Regions from separate parts of the Homo sapiens genome. Here region 2 is linked to region 1. Evidence: chromatin loops called from intact Hi-C (ENCODE). Cell type or tissue: endothelial cell of umbilical vein. All regions are shown on one strand.

What was found. Hi-C counts contacts between places; a loop is a spot of excess contacts. Peaks named below come from ENCODE experiments on the same cell type or tissue, not always from the same donor. Only the 100,000 strongest peaks of a DNase experiment are listed, where the experiment ranks them.
Region 2: it touches region 1 in a loop (4-fold over the local background); 2 of 110 quality-filtered maps call a loop at or near these places.

The regions. Positions count from the first base shown.
Region 1 is chr16:47,640,465-47,648,464 of GRCh38, forward strand. It overlaps PHKB (phosphorylase kinase regulatory subunit beta), which reads left to right. Exons shown (of 31, transcript NM_000293.3): 15 at 571-626; 16 at 1,135-1,228. Among named protein-coding and RNA genes, the nearest start is that of PHKB, 180 kb to the left of the region's middle. In endothelial cell of umbilical vein, no CTCF peak of the experiment used is centred here; a DNase peak (open chromatin) is centred at 3,937.
Region 2 is chr16:47,700,412-47,708,411 of GRCh38, forward strand. PHKB (phosphorylase kinase regulatory subunit beta) reads left to right here. Exons shown (of 31, transcript NM_000293.3): 31 at 1-1,112. Among named protein-coding and RNA genes, the nearest start is that of LINC02133, 150 kb to the right of the region's middle. In endothelial cell of umbilical vein, no CTCF peak of the experiment used is centred here; no DNase peak of the experiment used is centred here.

The sequences.
Region 1 (8,000 bases):
CAACAGCTTGCATTTAATGAATATAATGTAATTACATAGTCAACTGGGTAGTTCATGCTCTATTATAAGAATTATATATTAGAATAAAGTTATTTTGATGTATAAGGTGCCAAAGGAAAACTGGTTAACAAGAAAGGGAATAACCTTATATGTGGTTAAGATGTCAAATGAACAATTTTAACTATCATTTTTTTTTTACAGAGAACACATAAATTGGGTTTTTATTTTTAGTTCCTCCTCTTCCCTTTAGAGTTAAATGATGGAAAATGACTCTCGGTCCCCAAACTGCTCTTATGCATCATTCAAAATAGCCCTGACAGGCTAGCCCCTGTGGTAGTGATGAGGTTTATGGCTTTCCATTCCTTTGTGTTCCATTACTCTGTCTATATCATCAAATTGATTAGTAGGCAGTGGCGAGCAAGGAAAGAAAGGTGGCCGCTGAGAGCCAGCTGGTGTCCATCATTTTAATGAACTGCTTAGAGATGGTTAATATTGTCCTTGTTTCTCATTGTAGCTGATGATGACCAGATCTTTTAAAATGTTTTCCCCCTCCCTTATTCTGCATTACAGGGCCCACTGGAAAATGACTTGGTAGTTCATGTGGCACTTATAGCAGAAAGCCAAAGGTATGAAATCCAAGTGGGTGGTGTGTTTTTTTGTGGGGAGGGGAGGGGAGGGGAAATGATTGCTTTATGTTTACAATATTGATTATGGTAGAAGAGATTAACTTCAGAAACTCCTTTACAGGCTTTCAAGGATATCATTAATATCACTTTAAATGACCAGCATATTCTTTTCGTGTTTAAAAATAATTTTGTTTTAGTTGAGGTGAATATTAAAGACTGACCAGTGCCAGTGTTGCCTGGGTTGTAGTTTCGAGAAATTCATGCAAACACATGGGGATTACCAAAATCAGTGCTTTCCCTCCCTGTCAGCCCCTAATGTTTCCATGTGATGCTTCATGGAGGATCCATATGGGCCTCTGAAATCTAGTGCAGATGGCAAATTGCTAATACTAACAAATTAATAATGCCCTCCAAGTTAACATGTTCCCTTTTATCCTCCTCCTTCACTGCTTCCTAAACTGTAAATGCATTGTCTTAAAACGTCTCTTTTTATCCCTATGATCTTTAGACTTCAAGTTTTTCTGAACACATATGGTATTCAAACTCAAACTCCTCAACAAGTAGAACCCATTCAGATATGGCCTCAGCAGGAGCTTGTGAAAGTAAGTGATTCTGCCTTTTACTTTCCTTACTTTGTAGAGGTACTAGAGCTTGATGGTTGGACTTAGTTTACAGACAAGTCACACAGTTAAAATCTGATTCTGATATAGGACCAGTAATCCAAAAGCTTCTAATTAAATTGAGAAGTCCACTTTAATGGACATTGTTACTAAAAAAAAAACTTTGCACTGTGTATATGTGTGTGTGCATGTGTGTGTACGTTATGTTTATAGGTCTTGTTGATTCCTACTTCTTTCTAAACTCTATTACTAACCTAGGCTGAGCAGTTAAATAACAAGTTAGTCTTAATTTTAATAGGAATAAAATTATTCTTATATTTTGATTTGATTTTTTTCCTCTTATCAAAATGTATTCTTACATTTTGATTTGGTTTTTTCATCCTTTTATCTTTGATTTTTTCGCCTTTGATTATCAAAAAATATTTAGGTGTGAGAAGGTTTGTTTAAAAAAAACGTACTCATACCTAAATATTTTTGATATTCACTACTTTCCTTTTTTTCTCTTGCCTTACTGTTTGGTGTCTGAAGTAATTTCAACCTCTTTGGTTTGCTGGGTCTCAAAGCAATTATAAAGTAAAAGTAACATCTGTATTTATCATTGATGTAGTTCAATACCTATTTGGGATGGAATTAAAAGGTGACATTTGAGGCCTTTTGCACGCACTGCTCTGCAGATGGATCCATTATTGCCTATGCTTGTGAATGTTCTTGCTCGTTAGAGACACGACATTGTTGACTCCTACCCACTACTTATTTATACACTGCCATTTTTATTTAGTAATTGTTAAAAACAACATAAGAACAAACTGCTCAGTGTTTAGTAGAAGTCTTTGTAACAGTGTATCTCAAGTGGACATGATTAAGTTTATTAGGTTAAATATAAATGGTTGTAGTCAAAGTCTTGTTGCTATAACAGAAAAATGAAGGCTTAGAGAAGAGAGGTACATGTTACATGGGAAAATGCAGGACTCCAGTATCAGGCCTGGATCTTGACATTAGGCAACACAAACCAGAACCTGGGTGTCAGGTCACCAAGAGCACCAGCTCTTGGAGAGTCCTTATACCTTCTCCAATAAATTTAACCACCACTACCCTGCCAAGAGATAAAGCTGAAAATACAAGGATCCCTAGAGTAGGTAACAATTTAAACTCACGCCCAGATGTACATAATGGTACAAGGCAAGGAGCGGAGGCAACGTGGAGGGAGAGAGAAGGATGCCAAAATCTAAGGCTCTTATGCTGTGCTCTTAGTATTCAGCTGCAGGCTGTCGGCTGCTAATACACTTTTATGCTCTCCTGCTGAAAGCTCTAGAGAACGCCAACAAAGCTTATTCTTTGATAAACATACTCTTAAAACAAATTAACCCAAATCTGTTTTTTCTAGTCTAATTAATATTAGCAACTTATTTTAATAGTAGGTGAGTTTATATCCTACCAGACAACATGCAGTCAAGATTTAAAAGGCTAACATGGTGAGCAAATGACTTGAATGTGGTATTCATTCATTCAGCAACAAACACATGCTATATGCAGAGCACTGTGTAGGACACTCATATGAAATGACTTTGTCCCTGTTCTCAGTGACCTCTGGGTTTATTGGTTTGACAGGAAAAAAACAGTGAATTACAGTTCACTTTGATAACTGTTATAATAGATGTTCATACAAAGTGCTTGTGAATCAGAGGCAGTAGAAGGCATTCTGTTACAGAGCAAGTAAAGACTTACAACAGTTCCTGGCTTATTTTACATCTTGTTTTAAAAATGGTGTTAACAAATGACTTGCAATTTTGGTGTAGTGTGGCTGAAAAGACAGACTTGTGAGCAAGAGCCAACCTTCCTGTGCATGTGTTGAGATGGAAGATTGTTTTTTGGTTGTAGCTGTAGCCTCTGTGTTCCTAAGTAGCTGCTCTTTGGATATATACTAAGATATATTGCCTAGTATTCTGCTCCTTATAAGTCTGCCTTTTAAAAGTAAAGGTGTTCCCTCAAATCTTAGCTGATGCACATATTCTTATGCCAGCGGTTGCTCCCTTTCTTCTGAGAAGCCACTCCCTCCTTCAGCCCACTGAAGAGGATGTGAGGGCAGACAGCTGAGAGCAGGGCTTTTACACAGCATGTGGTTAATATTCATGATGTGATGACTGTAGTGTGATTTGCTTCATGGGGATCTGAATACAGAATTCTGCTCTATGTATTTCCGGGTAGTTTCTGCTCTATGTATTTCCGGGTAGTTTGGTCACTACTGTGTCTTTCGGTGCACTAAATGGTATGAATGTGTACAACATGGGGGCAGTGTTATATGCACCCTGGAATGTGGGGAGCACTAAATAAATTGTCACAGACCTGCCATACCATGGTTCAGAAAGTTGAGAATCCTTTTACTGTAATAAAGAGTAGTATTTAAAGGACGCCCACCTAGATCAACACATTTTACCATACATTTATTTCTGAAAATTTGAAACTATTAATATATGAGGGAAAGGGGGCTGCATCTAGTGTTATGTGCTATGGTTTCAGTGCAGCTATGCAAAATAATGCTTACAAAGCACTGTTTCTGGCCAGTTGACTTTGTCTAAAACCACTGCTATTCCAGAATCAATATTCACAGCATGTGTGGCTCAGGAGAACATTCAGTTGCTCCCTCATTCATCTATCAAGTATTTCCTGAGCACCAGCTACATACTAGGCACAGTGCCAACTTGGGCTGCTGTTCTACAGGAATGTACAATTCGAAAGGAGAAAGAGATACAAACCCAACTCTCACATAGATGTGTGCACTATGTCAGTGAACAGAGAGCTCTGGCAACACCACTAATTTTGTATACAATGAAGTTGTTATTTGAAATCGGTCCAAATCACAATCAGTAGATTGTGTAGAGATAGTTGGTTTGATTTTCCATTTAGGAAAATATAGGTTAGATGTATTTCTGTCATTAAATGTAAAAATAAATTGCAGACAGATCAAAAATTGAAAACTTTTAAAATTATTTAAATATAAAAGCACTAGAATAAAAAAATAAGAGAATATGTTTTAGCTGTTGGGAAGGGAAGTCCATTTTTAGAATGATACCAGTGCCAAAAAGCCATTGAGGAAATGATTGACAAATACTGTATAACTAAATATAGCAAACAGCCTGGCATATCAAAGGTGCTTGTGAAATTTTCTAGTAGAAAAATGTTTATATTGAAATACCACATGTTGAAATGAGATTCCACCTACTGTGCAGTCATTCTCACATTTCATAACAACACTGAAGAGGAGCAAACTGGGCAAAGTATTTGATTTAAGGGGCAATACTCTTAATATACCAAGATTTCTTGAAATAAAAAAGAATGCCAAATTCCCCATAGAAAAGGGAACAAATGAAAAAAGTTTGAGTTCATTGTAGATTCTGGATATTAACCCTTTGTCAGATGAGTAGGTTGCGAAAATTTTCTCCCATGTTGTAGGTTGCCTGTTCACTCTGATGGTAGTTTCTTTTGCTGTGCAGAAGCTCTTTAGTTTAATTAGATCCCATTTGTCAATTTTGGCTTTTGTTGCCATTGCTTTTGGTGTTTTGGACATGAAGTCCTTGCCCACGCCTATGTCCTGAATGGTAATGCCTAGGTTTTCTTCTAGGGTTTTTATGGTTTTAGGTCTAACGTTTAAATCTTTAATCCATCTTGAATTGATTTTTGTATAAGGTGTAAGGAAGGGATCCAGTTTCAGCTTTCTACATATGGCTAGCCAGTTTTCCCAGCACCATTTATTAAATAGGGAATCCTTTCCCCATTGCTTGTTTTTCTCAGGTTTGTCAAAGATCAGATAGTTGTAGATATGCGGCATTATTTCTGAGGGCTCTGTTCTGTTCCATTGATCTATATCTCTGTTTTGGTACCAGTACCGTGCTGTTTTGGTTACTGTAGCCTTGTAGTATAGTTTGAAGTCAGGTAGTGTGATGCCTCCAGCTTTGTTCTTTTGGCTTAGGATTGACTTGGCGATGCGGGCTCTTTCAAAAAGTGGGCGAAGGACATGAACAGACACTTCTCAAAAGAAGACATTTATGCAGCCAAAAAACACATGAAGAAATGCTCATCATCACTGGCCATCAGAGAAATGCAAATCAAAACCACTATGAGATATCATCTCACACCAGTTAGAATGGCAATCATTAAAAAGTCAGGAAACAACAGGTGCTGGAGAGGATGTGGAGAAATAGGAACACTTTTACACTGTTGGTGGGACTGTAAACTAGTTCAACCATTGTGGAAGTCAGTGTGGCGATTCCTCAGGGATCTAGAACTAGAAATACCATTTGACCCAGCCATCCCATTACTGGGTATATACCCAAAGGACTATAAATCATGCTGCTATAAAGACACATGCACACGTATGTTTATTGCGGCACTATTCACAATAGCAAAGACTTGGAACCAACCCAAATGTCCAACAATGATAGACTGGATTAAGAAAATGTGGCACATATACACCATGGAATACTATGCAGCCATAAAAAATGATGAGTTCATGTCCTTTGTAGGGACATGGATGAAATTGGAAACCATCATTCTCAGTAAACTATCGCAAGAACAGAAAACCAAACACCGCATATTCTCACTCATAGGTGGGAATTGAACAATGAGATCACATGGACACAGGAAGGGGAATATCACACTCTGGGGACTGTGGTGGGGTCGGGGGAGGGGGGAGGGATAGCATTGGGAGATATACCTAATGCTAGATGACACGTTAGTGGGTGCAGCGCACCAGCATGGCACATGTATACATATGTAACTAACCTGCACAATGTGCATATGTACCCTAAAACTTAGAGTATAATAAAAAAAAAAAAAACATTAAAAATAAAAAATAAAAAAATAATAAAAAAAAAAAAGGAAAAAGTTACAGAACATACAAAGAGTCATTAAATATATTAGAAAATGCTGAACCACAAAATATTTTAATGTAGTAGTTTAAAAATAAAATGAAATATTATTTTGACCCAAGAAGGTGGCAAGGCCTGTACACAGTTAATACCAATGTAAATTGGTACATTATTTCTAGAGGGTGACCAACCTCACATTACATTTCAAAGAGAATGTATTCTCTTTGATCCAGCAAGTCCAGGAAATTATCCTGCAGATATAATAACACACTGTCCAAAGATGTTTATTGAATTATTTTTAAAATAACAAAAAATTGGGAGCTATCTTTATCAGGAGATAGGAGTTTAAAAAGGTAAAGGGGCTTCTTGATTAGATTAAGTGCTCAGCTCTGACATTGATTAACTCCTAATTCATTCCAAGACTATCTGTTTTTAACCTTATAGACATTCTAGAAGTTTCTGCTCCACTGTGGCACCCTTCCCTATTTTGTAATACTTCTGCAGACTTTCCCCCTCAGTTTTTATTTATTTATTTATGTATTTATTTATTTATTTATTTATTTTTGAAATGTAGTTTCTCTCTTGTCGCCCAGACTGGAGTGCAATGGCACCATCGTGGTTCACTGCAACCTCTGCTTCCTGGGTTCAAGCAATTCTTCTGCCTCAGCCTCCCAAGTAGCTAGGATTACAGCCATGTGTCACCACGCCCGGCTAATTTTTGTATTATTAGTAGAGACCGGGTTTCACCATGTCGGCCAGGCTGGTCTTGAACTCCTGATCTCAGGTGATCCACCCACCTCAGCCTCCCAAAGTTTTGGGATTACAGGCGTGAGCCACTGCGCCCAGCTTTCCCCTTCAGTTTTAATATTTCTTCAATCATTTCAACATTGAAATGTACAGAAAATGCATAGACTCATTTTAACATCTTTTTTTTTTTTTTGAGACGGAGTCTCGCTCTGTTGCCCAGGCTGGAGTGCAGTGGCTCGATCATGGCTCACTGCAAGTTCTGCCTCCTGGGTTCATGCCATTTTCCTTTCTCAGCCTCCCTAGTAGCTGGGACTACAGGCACCCGCCACCACGCCTGGCTAATTTTTTGTATTTTTGGTAGAGACGGGGTTTCACCATGTTAGCCAGGGTGGTCTCGATCTCCTGACCTCGTGATCTGCCCGCCTCGGCTTCCCAAAGTGCTGGGATTACAGGCGTGAGCCACCATGCCCAGCCCATTTTAACATCTTGAAACTGGAATACCACAATATTAAGTTTAAAAAATGGGACACAGAATATATATGAACCCATTTATGTAAATATACACACATATTGACCTGTGTATAATATGAGTATATATTTATTGATGTACTTTTAAGAGTCTTTAACCCTATCTTGGTGCCCCTTAGGGATCATACAATGAACTATATATACCCCTTTCAGCGTATACCAGAGAAATAGTTGTTGCAAAAGGGATTGTGAAAATAAACAGGAACATTCACTTTGAGTACGTGGTTTGAATATTTCATAAAATGTATATAATCAGAAAAAATCAATGAAGCCATTTTCATTTTGGTGGGAAATACTTAAAGGTGGAAATTTAGTAGGAGATTATGGCCCTCGTTTTTAAAATGTTAAACAACTGGATTTTTTTAATGATACAGGAAGCATTAGCCTCTGTGTTCTTTTACGATCAGAGCCATGCAAGTTGTACATTTATAGCAGTATAGGAACAATATCAAATTTAAGAATGTTGCTAAGTAGATCTGCAGAAGTTTTGCTCTCAAATCTCTCAGTAATCCAAAATCTAAGTTGACATCTTTGGTTAGCTTGTCTTCCTACAAGTTTTTGGATTAGGGTTCCCTAGCTTCTTTCTCTCTGGAAAGATCAAAAATTAACAGGAC
Region 2 (8,000 bases), 60 kb after region 1:
TCTACTAGTAAAAACAACATTAAGGGTCATTAAATTTTATTTCTGAATTAATGAACATATCTGGACATTTTTTGTTCCTAGGTTCACAAGATTGAGCTTCAAACTCCCGAGTGTTTTCATTTAATTGATTTAGAGGTAGAATGGAAGAGAATCTGTGGTACCTACCATTATACACATTTAGTTGCCCAGTTTACTTAAACTTTAATGAAAGTAGAAAGTAGATTAAACATTTAAATTTTATTTCTTTCCTAAATAGAAAAAAAAAAGGCCCATGAGTTTGAGCCCTTGCCCCAAAGAGAGTTGTTTTTCTGATCAATCTTACTGGAGTTTCACCTGAGAAGATAGATTTGTCACATAAAAAATGCAGCTTATTTGTAGTGTTTTGAAAGGATGTAAGAAAGGATGAGTGGCTTCAGTATTGAGTCAATCGATATCAAATGAATGGATGTGTGAGCACATGGAAAAATCTGCTGTCAGTCACATTTCTCATAACATTGAGGTACAGTGCCGAGATCTTGCATAAGAAATTGTATGGATATTAGTTGGCAAAATTGAAATGAATGAGACACAGTTGGGCCCTAAAGAACTAAGGAGGGGGATTGACAAAGAATAGAATTAAACTACTTGACTCAATATGTTAAGAGAGTTTATGAAAAGATAGTCGTGAAGGGTGAAGCTAATTTGTAAAACTAATGCCTGAAAAAAACGTAAGCATGAAGTCCATGGAGAGGGAATTGAGAGCTGACACTTCATAACTGGAGAAACTGGAAATTAAAGAAAGGGAAACAAAAGACTTAAAATTTTTGTTTGCCGAAATTTTTACGAAAGTAAACTGTGTTGTAGTTTTAAGAATTTTTTTAAAAAATCTGATTAGCTGAGCAAAGTTACCAGAAAACTGCTATCCTAGTTGAAATCAAACATTACTTGCAAATGTGTTTTCTGAGTGTTAGCTTCCTGCTTAAATGTTACATATGCAAAATTCTGAAGTTTTCCTGTGCTACTCCTGAAAGCATTCAGAATCTGTGACACGTATTGACTTCATGCTTTGAGATTCAAAATTTATTGTTCTGAAAGTTATATTTAGAATCAGTAAATCTTGATATTCACCTTTACAAAAGCCAATGCCTGTTTTCTTATTAGAAAAGCAAAAAATAATAAGAATTAGAACACAGAACTCATATGAAATTTAGAAGTCTCATTTGGTCTACAGAGCCCAAATGTTTTAACAGCTGCACTAGAGACCGACTGGAAATATTAGCACATTTATTTAGGCATGACAAGATTTAAATCTGATTTAAAGCCTCCTCTATCACAATGGCAGATTCACTGCGTAAATTTATTGTACAAGCAACGTCTGTTGGAAACTCCTGACTGAATATCAAGTTCAACTACATTTTCAGAGCATCATTTTAAGAAACAGGATGTTTTCCAGATTTTCTGCTGTTATTTAAGCCTGAAAACATCATATTTCAATTTTTAAAAATTAAAATGGGGAAACAATCAATGATGAAAACCACATGATTATCTCAATAGATGCAAAAAAGGCCTTCGATAAAATTCAACACCCCTTCATGCTAAAAACTCTTGATAAACTAGGTATTGATGGAATATATTCAAAAAAATAAGAGCCATTTATGACAAACCCACAGCCAATATCATACTGAATGGGCAAAAGCTGGAAGCATTCCCATTGAAAACTGGCACTAGACAAGGATGCCGTCTCTCACCACTCCTATTCAACATAATACTGGAAGTTCTGGCCAGGGAAATCAGGCAAGAGAAAGAAATAAAGGGTATTCATATAGGAAGAGAGGAAGTCAGACTGTGTCTGTTTGCAGGTGACATGAGCCTATATCTAGAAAACCTCATCGTCATCTCAGCCCAAAAGCTTCTTAAGCTGATAAGCAACTTCAACAAAGTCTCAGGATACAAAATCAATGTGCAGAAATCACAGGCATTCCTATACACCAACAATAGACAAGCAGAGGGCCAAATCATGAATGAACTCCCATTCACAATTGCTACAAAGAGAATAAAATACCTAGGAATACAGCTAACAAGGGGAGTGAAGGACCTCTTCAAGGAGAACTACAAACCACTGCTCAAGGAAATAAGAGAGGACAGAAACAAATGGAAAAACATTCCATGCTCAGGATAGGAAGAATCAATATTGTGAAAATGGCCATACTGCCCAAAGTGATTAATAGATTCAATGCTATTCCCATTAAACTATCATTGACATTCTTCATAGAATCAGAAAAAAACCTACTTTAAAATTCATATGGAACCAAAAAAGAGCACATATAGCCAAGACAATCCTAAGCAAAAAGAACAAAACTGGAGGCATCACACTACTTGACTTCAAACTATACTACAAGTCTACAGTAACCAAAACAGTATGATCCTGGTACAAAAACAGACACATAGACCAATGGAACAGAATAGAGATCTCAGAAATAAGACTGCACATCTACAACCATCTGATCTTCAACAAACCTGATAAAAACAAGCAATGGGGAAAGGATTCCCTATTTAATAAATGGTGCTGGGGAAACTGGCTAGCCATATACAGAAAACTGAAATTGGTCCTCTTCCTTGTATCTTACACAAAAATTAAATCAAGATGGATTAAATACTTAAATGTAAAACCCAAAACTATAACAACTCTAGAAGAAAATCTAGGCAATGCCATACAGGACATAAGCATGGGCAAAGATTTCATGATGAAAACATCAGAAGGAATTGCAGCAAAAGCAGAAATTGACAAATGGGATATAATTAAACTAAAGAGCTGCTGCACAGCAAAAGAAACTATCATCATAATGGACAGCCAGAATAGGAGAAAACTTTTGCAATCTATCCATCTGACAAAGGTCTAATATCCAGAAGCTACAAGGAATTTAAACAAATTTACAAGAAAAAACAACCCCATTAAAATGGGGGCAAAGGGGCCGGGTGCGGTGGCTCACGCCTGTAATCCCAGCACTTTGGGAAGCTGAGGCGGGTGGATCACGAGGTCAGGAGATCAAGACCATCCTGGCTAACACAGTGAAACCCCGTCTCTACTAAAAAATACAAAAAATTAGCCAGGCGTGGTGGCGGGCGCCTGTAGTCCCAGCTACTCGGGAGGCTGAGGCAGGAGAATGGCATGAACCCAGGAGGCAGAGCTTGCAGTGAGCCGAGATTGTGCCACTGCATTCCAGCCTGGACGACAGAGCGAGACTCTGTCTCAAAAAAAAAAAAAGGTGGGGGGGGTGCGAAGGACATAAACAGATACTTCTCAAAAGAAGACATTTGTGCGGCCAATAAACATATAAAAAAAAGCTCAACATCACTGATCATTAGAGAAATGCAAATCAAAACCACAATGAGATAACCATCTCACACCAGTCAGAATGACGATTATTAAAAAGAAAAAACAGATGCTGGCGAGATTATCAAGAAAAGGGAACCCTTATGCACTGTTGGTGGGGGTGTAAATTAGTTCAGCCATTGTGGAAGACAATGTGATTCCTCAAAGACCTAGAACCAGAAATACCATTTGACCCAGCAATCCCATTACTGGGTATATACCCAAAGAAATATAAATCATTCTATTATAAAGATACCGGCACACCTATATTCATTGCAGTACTATTTGCAATAGCAAAGACATGGAATCAACCAAATGCCCATCAATGATAGACTGGATAAAGAAAATGTGGTACATATACACTGCAGAATACTGTGCAGCCATAAAAAGGAACAAGATCATGTCCTTTGCAGGGACATGGATGGAGCTGGAAGCCATTATCCTCAGCAAACTAACGCAGGAACAGAAAACCAAATACCGCATGTTCTCACTTATAAGTGGGAGCTGAACAATGAGAACACATGGACACAGGGAGGGGAACAACACATACTGGGGCCTGTCAGAGGGGTGGGGAGGAGGGAGAGCATCAGGATAAATAGCTAATGCATGTGGTGCTTAATACCTAGGTGATGGGTTGATAAGTGCAGCAAATCACCATGGCACATGTTTACCTATGTGACAAGCCTGCACATCCTGCACTTGTATCCCAGAATTTAAATTATTTAAAAAATCAGAATGTGGGATCAACTTGATGTCATCTTCAATATGTTATAAGCCTGTGGTGCCTTATTCACACCAAATAACATTTATTGGACACCTGAATACATTTAGCTTTTCACCAAAACTCTTAAACAGTAAATTCAGGGCCAGGTGTGGTGGCTCACTCCTGTAGTTCCAGCCACTCAGAAGGCTGAGGCAGGAGGATTGCTTGAGTCCAGGAGTTGGAGGCTGTAGTGAGCTAGGGTCACACTATTGCACTCTAACCTCGGTGAAAGAGCAAGACTCTTGCCTCTTAAAAAAAAAAAACAGTAGATGCAGATGCTTTAAGCCTTTATGAGCATGTATATTAAATAGATGGCATATGAAAGTGCATATTCACACTTCACAATGTGGCAACAGTTATAGCAGCACAGAAAGACCACATTTAAATCCAGGACAGGTTGGAAGTAGCATATAGCAGTATGCAGCCATATAATAAAAGTCCTCCGTCTCAGAAACTAAAAACATGAATGAAAACTGAGGCAGAATGGACCAGCAAAACCATACCGGCAGCATTCAAACAAAGGAAGCGGGTAGTACAGCCTCACACCATAAACTCTGAAAAGCAGCAGCGGACAAAAGACCTACTAGAATTAGAATTTGGCTCCTATACTCTGGCTTCCTAGAAGCTGTGCATGGGCGAGGACAAGGTTAGTTAATTTGTGAAAAATCAAATGCATTTGGAGGGAATCAGATGCCTGTTGAGTCGGCACTTAGGGGAAAATTCAGAAAGTGTTTCTCCAAGGTGGAAGCTCCTCCCCCACCACACATAACATCATCCGGCATCATATAGCAGGGCTACTGCCAGCCCACGCTCAGTCCTGTGTGTGAGTGAGTGGCACCTTTGTACAGAGAAAGGTCCTTTCTCTGAGCAGATGCAACCCCACACCAGGACACATGGCTCAGAGTAAACTGGATTTCAGCCCCCAGCTGCATTCTCATTGGCTCCCTTGTGCAGTGCACTGACCTCATGACTGTCTCAGTCCTGCTCCCCAAGGAACGGAAAGCTGTTGGGAGTGGCATTCTGACTCTGTCTGGGAGGGAGGCAGATGAGGAGCAAGGTTCCCCAGAACTCACTGTCTCCAATGGCAGGTGGTCTGGGAGCTGGTCCTGACCTGGTTCTTGTTACCTGAGAGGGCGAGGCTTATGAGGAGTGGTAATTGGAGTTGACTGTCCCCTCTTCTTATTATTTCTGTAATGTTGTTTTAAACTGGACAAAATTCACTCTGTCTAGTCCAGGGCATATCCTGTTTCCAAGGACAGCATCTTCCAATGTGGGTGGTTCTGCCAAACAGGGTAAACTTTTTCACTTGTGACAGAAATGCTTAGCCTCAGGGATAAATCCCACCTCCTTCACTCCCATCTCTCCAGAAGTTGCTCCTCCTCTCCTCCTAGACAGGGAGGAAAAGTGGGGGAAACAGGTGGCTTTGGGGCTTTCCTCCTCACGGGAGTGGGGAACTTAGGGCAGGGCTGTCCGTCAGTCCCTTTCCCCTCTGCTCGGTTGGTTCTTGTGCTGGTACTTTTTGAGTTCTCTGTCCTCTGAGGACTGCATATTCCTGACTTGTGTCTTATTGTCTAAGAGGAAGGGACTCGGCTGGAAGCAGCTTGGAGAAGACCAAAGAGTTCAGGTTGGGTGGGAGAGTTTCAAAGACCACCCACACTGTAACTGGGGACCCACAAGGCTGCTGTGCAACCATGAGAAAGATGCAGAGAAACTGCCCATCAACTATTTTTTGTAGAGACAGGGTCTCACTATGTTGCCCAGGCTGGTCTCTTACTCCTGGCCTCAGACGGTCTGCCCACCTTGGCTTCCCAAAGTGCTGGGATTAGGTGTGAACCACCATACCCAGCCTTATGCCTGTAAACAATGTAAATAATGCTACAGGAAAAAAAGAGATAGATATAGAACCCATTCTGAAAGAAAATTTACTCTAGGAAATAGAACATCCTCCACATCAAATGCCCTATAGTCTAAAAGAAATTAAAGAGAAAAAGGATCAATGAAAAAACAAGTCAAAGACAAAATGAGACACTACAATAAAATAGAAAGGAAACTTAGAGCTAAGGACATGAGTTTCATAAATTAGAAACAGCAAAGAACAAAATACGCACAGCTAAAAATTGAGTTGCCAACACACAGAACCCTTGAGATAATTCAGTCAAGTGCTTATTGAGCATCATCTATATGCACCTGACGCTGTTCTGGCACAGGGTTAAAAACAAACAAACAAAAAGACAATCCCCCGTCCTTGTGGAGCTATGTTCTAATTGGGGTGAGGACATAGGTGGTATGTACTGATGATAAATGCTATGGAAGAAAATAAGGCAGGATGAGGAGGAAAGAGTGACAAAGGTTATTAGATTTCCTGGGGTTGTGGGAAGGCCTCTGATCAGGGAATATTTGATCAGATGGACAAAAAATAGAGATGGGGGTAAACAAGGTTGATCCAACATAAAGAAAACTGGTAGGTAGAGAAGGATACGAGACTGGCACAGAAAAAATTCAAGTAAATGATGTTTTCCCTAAATAAATAAATCTGCAGATCAGGAGAACACATCATGTTTCAGAAAAATTTAATACAGAATGAGCAACATTGAAACATACATTGGGAGAATTTACTTGGAGAAGTTTATGCCAAAAAAAGTCATCTATCACTCAATTTCTCCACATCAGTTCAATGTTGTACAATGTGACCTGAGATTTTTTTTCCCCAAATACTTATAAAGGCAAATGAAGAATTCTTAAAATATGCAAGGACTCAAGAATCATAACACCTGCAAGCCTCTCTTGAAAATAATATTTGACGAAATCCAGTCAACCAAGAGAATTGATGTGAAGAGTATAGTAACCAAGAAGACACAAAACATAAGAAGTAATTATGGGCTGGGCGCAGTGGCTCATACCTGTAATCTCAGCGCTTTGGGAGTGCGAGGCAGACAGACCACTTGAGTCCACGAGTTCAAGACCAGCCTGGGCAACATGGCGAAACTCTGTCTCTACAAAATAAACATTTAAAAATTAGCTAGGTGTTGTGGTAGGTGCCTGTACTCCCAGCTACCAGGGAGGCTGAGGCAGGAGGATTGCCTGAGCCCAGGAGTTCAAGGCTGCAGGGGGCTGTGACAGCACCACTACACTCCAGCCTGGGCCACAGAGTGAGACCCTGTCTCAAAAACAAAACAAAACTATGAACTATGACTCCATTAAAATTTAAAATTAATAATGAGATTTACAGTTACAGCAAAGAATGTAAAAATGAAAAACAAGCTTCACAATTTAAAATAATATAACTAATGGGCTGGGACAAAAATCCTAGAGCTTGTTGACAACTCAGTAGGGGCTGAGCGGCCAGTGTAAGTGAGCTAATTTCCTTGTCTTTCACAGCAAGAAGTCAATATTCACTTTGTTTTTTAAAGTTAATCAAAATATTAAAAGTTTTTAAAGTTTATCCTTTAAAATACAAAAGTGGCCAGGTGGAGTGGTATGTGCCTGTAGTCCTAACTACTTGGGAGGCAGAGGTGGGAGGATCACTTGAGCCCAGGAGGAGTTCAAGGCCAGCCTGGGCAACATAGCAAGACTCTGCCTCTAAAAAAAAAAAAAAATTAAATTTTTAAGTAATTTTAAATTACCAGAAGGGGTGAGAATGCATCACAAAATTGACCATATAGCTCAAGATAAAAAAATAGAGAAATGACAGTCTCCAGATCCAATATAACTGGGATTCTCCACTTTAATATCAGACGGCATTGAATTAAAGGTAAAAAAAAAAGTGTGCATCTGTAACAAGAATGTAAATGGCCTACATCTCTATACAACACAAAACAGCATTCTGGCAGAAACTGCTAGCTGTCCACCAAAACCTATTCTCCCCTTGCATGACCCAAAATTATA